3 separate regions of the Mus musculus genome follow, and regions 1 and 3 are each linked to region 2. A link is a contact called in ENCODE POLR2A ChIA-PET data. All regions are on one chromosome and are shown on one strand. Each heading gives the region's core, a stretch centred on a gene start or an enhancer-like site at or near the end of the contact. The rest is flanking DNA. Distances are from core to core; before and after follow the strand shown. Region 1 holds the start of Atp5j2 (ATP synthase, H+ transporting, mitochondrial F0 complex, subunit F2). Region 2 holds the start of Arpc1a (actin related protein 2/3 complex, subunit 1A). Region 3 holds the start of Ptcd1 (pentatricopeptide repeat domain 1).

Region 1 (3,758 bases), core at 1,020-3,519, 110 kb after region 2:
AAAGTTGTTTTCTGACCTCCATACAGTCCCCGTGGCTCTTCTGCACATGTGCACATGCACGCGCACACTCGAGAGAGACAGACACACACTCATGAACATACATACTCATGTGCCACCATGCTCGCCTTTTTTTTTTTTTTTTTTTTTTTTTTTTTTAAGACAGGATCTTATGTAGCTCATGCTGGGCTCAAACCTGCTGCTGTATGTCAATGGATGTCTTTGGCATGGCGGATCCTGCTACCTTCCAAGTGCTGGAGTTACCAGCTTTATGTGGTGCTGAGGATGGAACCCAGGACTTTGTGCCTGTGGGGCAAGCACTCCACCAACTGAGCCGCAACCCGACTACTCCACCCCTCCCCAGCCCCGCCCAGTATCTTTCTTGAACTGAGTCATCTTTTTGTTTGTTGGTTTGGTTTTTTTGAGATAGGGTATTGCTATACAGTACCGGCTAGCCTTAAACTCATGGATAATCTTCTTGTTTCAGCTTTCCCACTGCTAGGGTGACAGGGGTACAATATCAACCCCCAGCTGGCGAAGTGTACTAAACTCTTTAGTCTTTCCTTCAAAGGTCTCTTCACACTAACCCTCTACTTAAATAAGATTGCAAACTTTAAGCTGGGTATGATGGCGCATGCCTTTAACCCCAGCACTTAGGAGGCAGAAGCAGAGAGACTTTTATGAGTTCCAGACAAGCCTGATCTATCTAGTGAATTTCAGGATAGCCACAGCTATTTAGGGAGACCTTGTCTTTAAAAAAAACAAGAAAAAGTGATAGGGGTGGTGGTTGTGGCAGTGGCGGCACACACCTTCAACCCTAGCAATTGGGAAGGCAGAGGCAGGTGGAGTTCAAGTTCAAGGATAGCCAGAGTGGCAGAGAAATCCTGTAGGGGTTGGGATCCAAAACTTCTATTTTTTCAACTTTTTTTTTGGAGAGGAAGGCCCAGGCTGACAATTGTGCTTCTTCAGCCTCTTGAGCAGTGTCATTAATGCTCTTCCCGTTGTCTCTTCTGAAAGCTGTGTTCACTAACCATCTCCTACCATTTTACAGATAAAATAGCTGCTAATGCCCCAGGTGGCAGTGACCTACACCTTTAAGCCCAGTACTGGGGAGACAGAAGCAGGTGGATCCACAGATGAGTTCCATTACAGCTGGAGCTACACAAAGAAATCCTATCTTGCAAAACCAAGTACCAAACCAAATCAAAAAGGCTCAGCTCCTTCACACCCCGTTTTTAGACACCCCCCCCTTCACCTTCCCAGGCTGAGATAAAGAACACTGTAACAAGCTAAGTACAGTAGCATAGGCCTGTAATCCTAGCACTCAGAGATAGACGCTAATACATCACGACTGTGGCAGCAAGTTCATGACCAATCTGGGCTACATGGTGAAACCCTGTCTCAAAAGGAGGAGGTAGACAACTGTGAAATGGCTAGCCTGGCTACTGGAGTTCCTCGGAGTTGTCCTCGAACCTGGACACAAGCTCCAGCATTCCCATGACCATACCTAGACACGTGTGGGACACATAATAACAAAAACAACAATAATGTGTAATCCCAACAGTGCGCAATGAATGTGTGTGGAGATTGACTCGTACGTGTTAAGGGAACATCTGCTTGTCTGTCACAAGGACATTTCTGAAAGGTAATCTCATTTATCATGAGACCCGCCAACCTAGGTCTGAATCCCAGCGAGGCTCTCTCAGGACTGGTGACCTTGAACAGGTCACTTCACCCCAGTAGGCGTATTCAGTCGACACGTATGTAACATAATGTGGTGTCGGGAACCATTCTAGGCATTCGCTGGTCCTGGACCGTAATCTGAAAGCCTCATCTCCAGGGAGGTCCAAGCGCTGCCCAGCGTAAAGGTTCAAGTGACCCTGCCTGTGTCAAGTCGCGCAGGAAGAAAAAGCAGCAGCTTAGTCCTCCGCGGAAGGACAGACAAATGGTTCCGGGCAACGCATGTGCAGGCCCCCAGAAGCCTCTCCGTGCTGACTGGGTCTTCCACCGCCAGGCCAGGCGATGCACAGCAGAAATCCGCTGCAGAGTGGAGGGAGGAGGGCGGGAGCACAGGACCTTATAGTAAGTGTCCAGCGCGCTTCCGGGGAGGCTTCAGTGAAGCCCCGGGTGAAGAGCAAGAGTTCCCGCGGTTCCTTCTCACCCCACTGTGGCCCTGGAGCCTGTGCCCAAATCGGGCTTCCAACCCCAAGGCCAGGAAAGGGCCGAGTACTCACCGAGTGACGCCATCTTGAAGTCCTGGTGTCCGCAGAACTCCAGCCGCGCGCAAAGGCTGCTGGGAAGGGCGCACGCACCCCTGCCGGAGCGGGAAGCAGAGGCTCATGGGAAGTAGATCACCACTTAGGTAGAGCATTTTGAGACCTATCCCAGGCGGAAGCAAAGGACAAAAGAGAAAAGGGACCTTTTGACTTTTTGCCTTCTACTTTTGGATCTCTCATGAGGAATGAGAGGCTTAGGGGTGTGGCTCAGTCCCGGAGTGCTTAAGGCTCTGGTTCCATTCCCAATGCTGAAAAGAAAGAAAAGCAGAGAAGCCTTGAATAGGAACATTTGTTTTAACCCTCCCCAGTCCCTTTTACTTGCTATTCACTGCTCTGACCCCCAAATCCCTCTGAAGTTCCACTCCACATGCTTAAGTGGTTTCCATGATGATTGCAAACACGCCTCCACAGCTGACACCTGCTTAAATGGGTATTTTCTAAAGCTCGTAAAGGTAGTTTTTTTGACCCAAAATCAGAAGTATTAGATTTAAGCCATGTTAGCGCCAAAGTCAGACTACTATATAGCTACAGGCATTATCTTGCCATTAATTCCCAAATTTGGGCCTGAAATACAGCAAGACTGTATGCAATAACAGAGTTAGTCTAGCCTGGAAATCAGTATATGTTTTGGGTTGGCCTGAAACTTTTAGCAGTGACAACTCATGTATGGGAATTATATGTGTGCACTGCCTGTATAAACTGACATAACCACTCCATGGTATAATTAAGGTGAAGGTTTTTAAAATTATTTTTATGTACATGGGTGTTTTGCCTACATATATGTCTGTGTACCACATGCATGCAGGGCCCACTGAAGTCAAAAGAGGTCATTGGATCCCCTGGAGCTGAAGTTAGAAAGACAGTAGTGAATTCCTATGTGATTTGTGGTAATGAAACCTGGGTCCTCTGAAAGAGCAGATAGTGCTCTTAACAGATGAGCCATCTCTCCAGCCCCCATAAGGAAAGGGGATTTTTTTTTAAAGATTTATTTATTTATTATACGTAAGTACACTGTAGCTGTCTTCAGATGCGCCAGAAGAGGGCGTCAGATCTCATTACATGTGGTTGTGAGCCACCATGTGGTTGCTGGGATTTGAACTCAGGACTTTTGGAAGAGTAGTCGGTGCTCTTAACCACTGAGTCATCTCTCCAGCCCCCAGGAGAGGGGATGTTTATTGTAAATATGAGTGAGAGGGAACAGCCAGAGGCATCTGGAAGAGCAGAGAGAAGTAGACTTAACATGGGCATCTGACTGGACATGGTCAGAGCAATCTAAGAGTGAGAGCATGGGGTAGGGTGGGAGTGAGAATAGCAGGCTTATAAGAATGATTCGCTGGAGGGGTGGGGGGAGTCCAGGAGCTAAAGGGAGAAGCATAGAGAAGATGAAAAGAGCCAGAATGCTATAACATGGCCTTTGCTGTGTGTAATGGGTATTTGTGATATTGAGAGACTGGAGGCCAGCATGCATTTTGATATGCTGGTAAA
Region 2 (3,657 bases), core at 944-3,443:
GGGCATCTCAGGCCATTTAGTAGTTATCTACTAGCCTTCATTTCCCTTTTTGAATCTTCGATTTTTAATAGAACACACACACATACATACATACATGTCACTGTCTTCAGTCACATCTGAAATGGGCATCAGATCCCATTACAGATGGTTGTGAGCCACCATGTGGTTGCTGGGATTTGAACTCAGGACCTCTGGAAGAGCAGTCAGTGCTCTTAACCACTGAGCCATCTCTCCAGCCTAGTGAGTCTTCTTTTTTGAGACACGATCTCATGTAGTCTAGGCTGCCCTCAAACCCTTATGTTGCCTACACTGGCTCTGATCTTCCTCCCTCTGCCTCTGAAGTGCTTGCCGTTACAGGCACGTGGCACCGCGTCAGGTTTGTACAGGGCTGGAGCTAACAGAGGGGTTTGTGACTGTTAGGTAAGCACTCTTGTCAACTGAGCTACAACACTAGCCATGATCTTTATTTTTATACTTAGCTAACCTTCTCAGGCTTGTTATGTAAAGCCCTTGTGGTGTATCAGCAGATCTCTAGCTTCCTCCAACACTAAGGCTAAGAGTTCTCTAACCTAAGTTGAAACCTAGGAAAGATTGACTCTTCTTGCTATAACCCTCCTATCCGATGTTCCCACCAATGCAACTCTGCTAAATGTTCTGATGTGTGGCTTTCTCTTGTCCTGCAACTATAAAAGTTCACCCAAGGCCAGCGAGATGGCTTGGTGGGAAAAGCGCTTGCTGAACAAGTCCGACCACATGAGTTGGATCTCTGGAATCCGTGTAAAGGTGAAAGCAGAGAACTGAGTTCACAGAGCTGACCTCTGACCACCATATGAGTGCTACCCACTCACACAGCACACACACACACTCACACTCACACACACACTCACACACACACTCACACTCACACACACACACACTCACACACACACACACACACACACACACACACACACACACACAGACCGATAATAATTCTAAAGACCATAACGCAACTGTTTTCAAGGTGGGGCAAACACTTAGGGTAAGGAATCCGAGCACTGCTAAGCAATGCTCATGGATATTTGACTCGAAATAGACTATTCCCTTATTTCTGTTAGGGCAGTGTTTACTGTCCACTGGGTCAAATATATAGACCACCACAAGACAAGGACTGGGGTGCCTACCTCTAGTGGAACCTGGGTACTTAACTGGTTGCTTCATAATTTCTACCAGAGCAGGGGCAACAGTCTGACTGGATGTAGCATTCAGGGCAGTTCTTATAAATTGCATCTACATAGAATACACTCTTTCCATGTCACCATTGCGCCTTCTTGTGGTGTCATTGTGGGTGCAGGAACAAGTGGTCCTGATCTAGGAACAGTCAAGGGGACTCTTAGGTAGACTTGAGACTTTCTACTGAGGGTCCAGGACAGGGACAGTCCGCCAGGCAGAAAATAGTCACCAGTTCTGACCCACCCTCTATGAAGGAACACAAACATAGTTTCAAGGGCTGGCAAGATGGCTCAGCTTAAAAGATTGTATTGTTCTCGCTGAGGACCTGAGTTCAGTTCCCAGCACCCACATGGTGTAACTTACAATTCCAGCTCCAAGAGGATCTGTTGCTCTCTTGGCCTCCAGGGGCACCTGAATTCACATGCGTATACCGACACAGACATCCATATAATTCTTTTTTTTTTTTTTTTTTTTGGAGACAGGGTTTCTCTGTGTAGCCCTGACTGTCCTGGAACTCACTCTGTAGTCCAGGCTGGCCTCAAACTCAGAAATCCACCTGCCTCTGTCTCCCAAGTGCTGGGATTAAAGGCGTGCGCCTCCACCGCCCAGCCACATAAATATTTTTATTTTATTTTATTTTATTTTGAATTGTTCTTCAGAACCACAAAGCCTGAGAGATCCTAGCTCAGTAATTTGTAACAAAAAGCACTTGAGAAGCTCCCAACGCTGCACACTTGGGCCATGGTTCAGAAATGTGTGTGTGTTAAAACCTCCTTAAAGAAAGGAGTAGGACGCCCATCCAGTTCCACAAGCACGCCCTAGCGCTGACGAGCGGCTGCCTCACCTGAGCAGCAGCCGCTCTTCAGACAGAACACGCCAACAAAGGCTACGTTCTGCGCCTGCGCCTGCGCCAAGCGCCAGCTGAGAGCGGCCGCTCTGCGCAGGCGCTCCGGTCACTTCCGGGATCTGTCAGCCTCTCCCTCTAGGCCTCCCTCCTCCGTCCGCGCCCGCCGGAGCCAGTTCGCGTCGACTGACCAGAGTCCGCGAATCGTCCGCTCCGGACCTCCAGACCTCCCCAACCTCAGGTAAGGAGCCACAGGGCGGAGAGTCTGGCCCGGGTCGCCTCCATTTTTTTTTTTGTATGTTCTATGGCACGCGGGGGCGGCGGGCCCAGGGCTGTTAGGCGCGGGGTCTGGAGCTGAGGGGCCCGGGATCTCAGCCCTTCGTGGTTACCTCTGAGTCCCTGGTGCCCCCCTCACACACAGACCGAGCGTTTCTGAGCACTTTCCAGCTGCCCTCCATCTCGGATGAGAGAAGGAACAACTCGGCTTCCGACACCCCCATAGTACCATTTGCACCCCTACTGTGAGCATTTACCACAATCTGTAAAATTAGTTTAGACGGGCGGATCTCCCCCCCCATCCCCCGGTGGCTTGTCACGAGTATCTGTTCATCTCGTCAACATCTAGGATGTTGCCTAGAGCAGCCTCCGAACCGTCAGTTATTGGGGAACCCTTCCCAGCAAGAGAAAGCCCATCTTTCCAGTAACCTTAAGATTCCCTAGCTCTAGCCCCCGCCCCCGCAAGTCAGACTTGTACTCTCCTCTGCACCCGTATTCATAGGGTCCTTTATGTAGAACCCTCCGAGTTCCCGTTTGACTCTGCCACTTTGTCAGGTGTCTCTGGGAAGGTTGTTTCTTGGTGCCTCAGTTTCCCCAGCTGCAGTAAGAAGATTCTTAGTCTACTTGGTTTTATGGGTTTCGCGTGGAGTTCGTGTGCTTGAGTTGCTTACAGCAATTCCTAACCCAGAGAAGCTGTTCAAATGATCTGATAATAAATGATAGCCATTACTGGTGCTTCTGAGACTTTCAAGGCATATCTGCCTTCCTTTACTTTCTGCTCTCTTTCCTCCGGAGAAGGACATGAGGACAAGGATTTATTCATGTTCCTGGCCCCGTTCAGATACTGAACACTGTTGGGAACATGGGAGGCACTTAATAAATTGCAGCTTAGAATCTCTGAGTATAAAGCCATCTGTTGTCATGGTGTGTTTCTCTCCTATCTTCTCCTTGCCCAGTTTCTGAAATGACCTAGGTTGGCATCCTATTTTATCAGTTCCCTTAATCTTTTGGTTTCCTAGTAGGCCTTAGGATTTCAGGTCTCTATAAGTTATCAGTCCCGGGTGTTTACCCCATTAGATCAAGTCACTGGCTGTCTCAGGGGTGGGGGTTGGGGGAAGGCTTCTTCAATTCATATGCTGTTCACAGCTGAGAGGACCCATTGGAAATTGCAGACTCCTTTAGAGGATGGGTGGCAGTGTTTTGAATCTAAATTATCTAGTGTTAGGTCAAAATAAGTTCTCTACAGGAAGTGTGGAGATGGTCTGATGAAGCTGGAATTTCTAATGAAGCCTGTCAGAACATTGGTAGGGCGTGGTGACCTGTTG
Region 3 (3,770 bases), core at 122-2,621, 83 kb after region 2:
ATAAATAAATCTTTGGGCTGGAGTGAGGGGGCCTACTGGTGCAAGCAGGGCCTACCAGAGCGAGCAGAGGTCCTAAAAAATTTCAATTCCCAACAACCACATGAAGGCTCACAGCCATCTGTACAACTATAGTGTACTCACATACATTAAATAAATAAATAAATAAACAAACAAATCTTTTTTAAAAAGAGTCAGAAAAGAGAGACAAGTTTACTCAGAGGGTAGGCTCTGAGTTAGGAAGACCTGGCTCTGTGCAGGGTGGGGAGTGGGAGATCAGTCAAACTTACTATCTCAGCTGGGTAGAAAAGAGTCAGAAATTCAGGGTCACCCTCAGCTATAATGTCAACTTCAAGACCAGCCTGGGCTTCATGAGATTGTCTTTAAAAAGTAAGAGTAAGTCGTGATGGGCCATGCCTTTAGGCCCTGCACCAGGGAGACAGAGGCAGGAGAATTTCTATGAGTTCAATGCCAGTCTGGTCTACAACTGTGAGTCCACGCTACTCAGGGCTACCTAGAGATCCCCAGTCTCGACAACAACAACAAGAGGCTCAAGAGGGTCTCAGCAGATAAAGGTGCTTACTGCAGAGCTCGGTGACCTGAGCTTGATTCCTGAACATACTTGGAAGGACTTGTGGTACAAGCTTTTCCCTAATCTGCACTCGAGTGGTGTGGAAGGCACATATATGCACATGCTCCCTCTCACAGAGCTACACCCTCTCACCCTCGCATTCTATTTTTATTAGGCTGTGCTGGGCCTGCTTACTTTGAAGCCCTTTAATAAAAAAACAAAACAAACAAACAACAACAAAAACAAGACATAATAACAGGGAAAAGAGGTATGACGGTATTTTGAGGCTTAGCTCTACTAGGTTGACTCGCTCTCCAGGGTCTCATGTAATGCAGTCTGGTCTTGAGCTTCTGACCCTTCTGCCTCCACTTGCCAGTTAGTGGGATTACAAGTCTGTACTAACACTACCGGCTTATGCGGTGGTGGGGCAAGCACTTTACCAACTGAGCCACACCTCCTGCCCCCTTACCCGACTTTTAAACGTCTGCATTAGAGCTACACCCACAGAGAGACCTGGGACCCTAGGTCGCCCCTTGCTTCCTCTCCCCAGGCCTTTAGATCCTCCGTTTTCGCATCTGAGCTTGGACAAAGTCCCTCAGGTCCAATTTCCACCCGGCTTCCGGGTTTCCTATGAGGGTTGAACAGAAACTCACTCTGAGCGTTCTAAGCGGCGAGCCCCTAGTGAGACGTCCTCAGAGTCGAGGGACCGCGGCTCCAGAGACAGCGTTCCTGCCCTCAGCACAGACTACGGAGATCCCGCGCAGGCGCACTTGCGTCGCCGCCTCTTGTGTAAGATACAGAACCGAAAGAAACAGGCGATCGGTCGGCGGCTAGTCAGGCCTGAAGGAGTGGCCGGACTCTGAGCTCCGTTGGCTGAGTCTGGATGGGAAAAAAGGGCCGGCGCGGGCTCCAGCGCTCCCGGCATCCCTCGCGGGGCGGCGGCTGCGGCGGCGGCGGTGGCGGCAAGCGAGAAGGGGACGGGGAGAGGTAGCGTGAGTTGCGGAGAGCGGCTGAGAGACCTGAGGGGGAGCTGGGCCCGAGGCCGCCGCCGCCGCCATGCAGGAAATAATCGCCAGCGTAGATCACATCAAGTTCGACTTGGAGATCGCCGTGGAGCAGCAGCTCGGGGCGCAGCCGCTGCCCTTCCCCGGCATGGATAGTGAGTGCGGGGCCCGGCGGGTGGGTGGGCGAGTCTGATTCTGACCAGAGGTTACCCCAGCCCTGGGCCCTGGAACCCGGGACCCTCGCCTAGTTCCTCCGCTTCCGTCCTGGGACTTCCCGGTGTCACTTGAACTCGGGGAGACCTTTCCTTGGATCCTTGATCCCCGGGGACTGCTCCGTGGCAATCCTCGGGACAGCAGGACTGTGTCGGTTGTTCGCGTAATTCTCCAGTGAACGCGTGTCATCCTGAAGTGGAACTGCCTTCTCCCATCCTGCTCCAACTTCAGCAAAGTCTTAGAATGTCCCCCATTTCCACCTCTTAGCGTGCTCCTCTCTACTTTCATCAGAACTAGGCGGTAGAAGAGTCTGAGTGTATCTGACTGTCGAAGACTCCAAGTAGACCCTCATATTCCAGGCTTGCTTTAGTCTAGCTCCTGGGAAATCCTTCCCTGTCCTGGAATTGTCCGTTTTCCTCACTACCCCACCTCCGGGTCACCTGTCCCAACTCAGGCCCCCAGCGAACCTTTAGACCGAGCTATATTTACTGTCCCTCTTCATGTGATGAGATGGTTTTCCTGTTCTGGTGGGATATATCTTCCGTTTGGGGGAGCTGCTTCAATTCAGACAGAACTGTCCTCTTTGGCCAGGTCGTCCTTGCACATATGTCTACTCTTTGTTGTTGTTGTTTTTCGAGACAGAGTTTCTCTGTATAGCCCTGGCTGTCCTGAAACTCACTCTATAGATCAGGCTAGCCTTTTAAGCACTAGGTTTTTACTCAATTTGATGGCACTGCCTTGAGACCATGGAACATTTGTGTGGGGCAATAGATCCACAAACCTGTGGAGGCAAGTGTGCACTTGAAGTAAAGATTTGGGTTTCTTTAAAAAACACAGAAATAGCCGGGCAGTGGTGGCGCACGCCTTTAATCATGGCTCTTAGGAGGCAGAGGCAGGTGGATTTCTGAGTTCAAGGCCAGCCTGGTCTACAGAGTGAGTTCCAGGACAGCCAGGACTACACAGAGAAACCCTGTCTTGAAGGGAAAAAAACAAAAACAAACAAACAAAATCCAGAACCCAGAAAACTACAGAAATAGGAATATATTTTTATTTTAATCCCAGATATGGGATCTGGGGCTGCTTCAGATTTTCCATAGCAGCTGACTATGATTTGCCTCATTCCTTAGCAGGAGTGTGATACTGCCAATGGCAGATAGTTTTTGCCATTGTGTGGCATTTGGAATTCGGAGGACTCTTAAGAGGGTATATAAATGCTAGGGCCCCAAGAATGTGGGTTGTTGGTTGGTTGAGAGTTGTTAAGTAGTTGTGCACAAAAAAGGAACAACAAGAAATTAGATACCCTGACAGCAAAGACCAAACTTGCTCCCTAATCATCCGGGAGCAGTCTAACAATGACATCACCCCCTCTCTCCCTTCCATCCTTTTTTTCTCACCTATCTAGTGTTAGGGGACTAGAAGGGTGGAAGATAAAAGAACCCACAAAGTAGCCAAAGTCTCCCTAGGAGAGCCAGGGATGTGCATAGCATGGGTACCTCCGAAGCTCAGGTCCAGATTTGGTAGGTGCCTTGCTGGGCCTTGACATACCCAACACAACCACAAACAAGAAGTGCGTGCTGAGGCACCTTCCATTGCAGCCACTCAGTGATGGCTCTTGCCTTTAATCCCAGCACTCAGGATGGAGGGACAGGCAGATCTCTGAAACTGAGGCCAAGCTGGTCTACAAAGCAAGTTCTAGAATAGCCAGGGCTGTTACACAGAGAAACCCTGCCTCTGGGGAAAAAGAAAAAAAAAGAAGACAGAAGGAAATGGTGTTTCTGGTTTTTGTTTTATTTTGGTTTGTTGTTTTGGTTTGGTTGTTTTCTTTTATTTCTTCTTTTTTTTTTTTTTTTTTTTTGAGACAGGGTTTCTCTGTGTAGGCCTGGCTGTCCTGGAACTCACTCTGTAGACCAGGCTGGCCTCGAACTCAGAAATCCGCCTGCCTCTGTCTCCCAAGTGCCGGAATTAAAGGCGTGTACCACCACTGC

What was found. ChIA-PET counts read pairs that join two places held with the same protein, here RNA polymerase II (POLR2A).
Region 1: POLR2A ChIA-PET joins it to region 2 with 10 read pairs in Patski. The contact joins the promoter of Atp5j2 here to the promoter of Arpc1a in region 2. POLR2A ChIA-PET finds 5 or more read pairs at or near these places in 2 of 5 experiments (Patski and embryonic stem cell).
Region 3: POLR2A ChIA-PET joins it to region 2 with 10 read pairs in Patski. The contact joins the promoter of Ptcd1 here to the promoter of Arpc1a in region 2. POLR2A ChIA-PET finds 5 or more read pairs at or near these places in 2 of 5 experiments (Patski and embryonic stem cell).

What each region holds. Positions count from the first base shown.
Region 1 is chr5:145,189,272-145,193,029 of GRCm38, forward strand. It overlaps Atp5j2 (ATP synthase, H+ transporting, mitochondrial F0 complex, subunit F2), which reads right to left and starts at 2,270. Exons shown (of 4, transcript NM_020582.3): 1 at 2,232-2,270. The coding sequence starts at 2,244.
Region 2 is chr5:145,081,676-145,085,332 of GRCm38, forward strand. Arpc1a (actin related protein 2/3 complex, subunit 1A) reads left to right here and starts at 2,194. Exons shown (of 10, transcript NM_019767.2): 1 at 2,194-2,297.
Region 3 is chr5:145,165,733-145,169,502 of GRCm38, forward strand. Ptcd1 (pentatricopeptide repeat domain 1) reads right to left here and starts at 1,372. Exons shown (of 9, transcript NM_133735.2): 1 at 1,222-1,372. It overlaps Cpsf4 (cleavage and polyadenylation specific factor 4), which reads left to right and starts at 1,481. Exons shown (of 8, transcript NM_001291248.1): 1 at 1,481-1,727. The coding sequence starts at 1,625.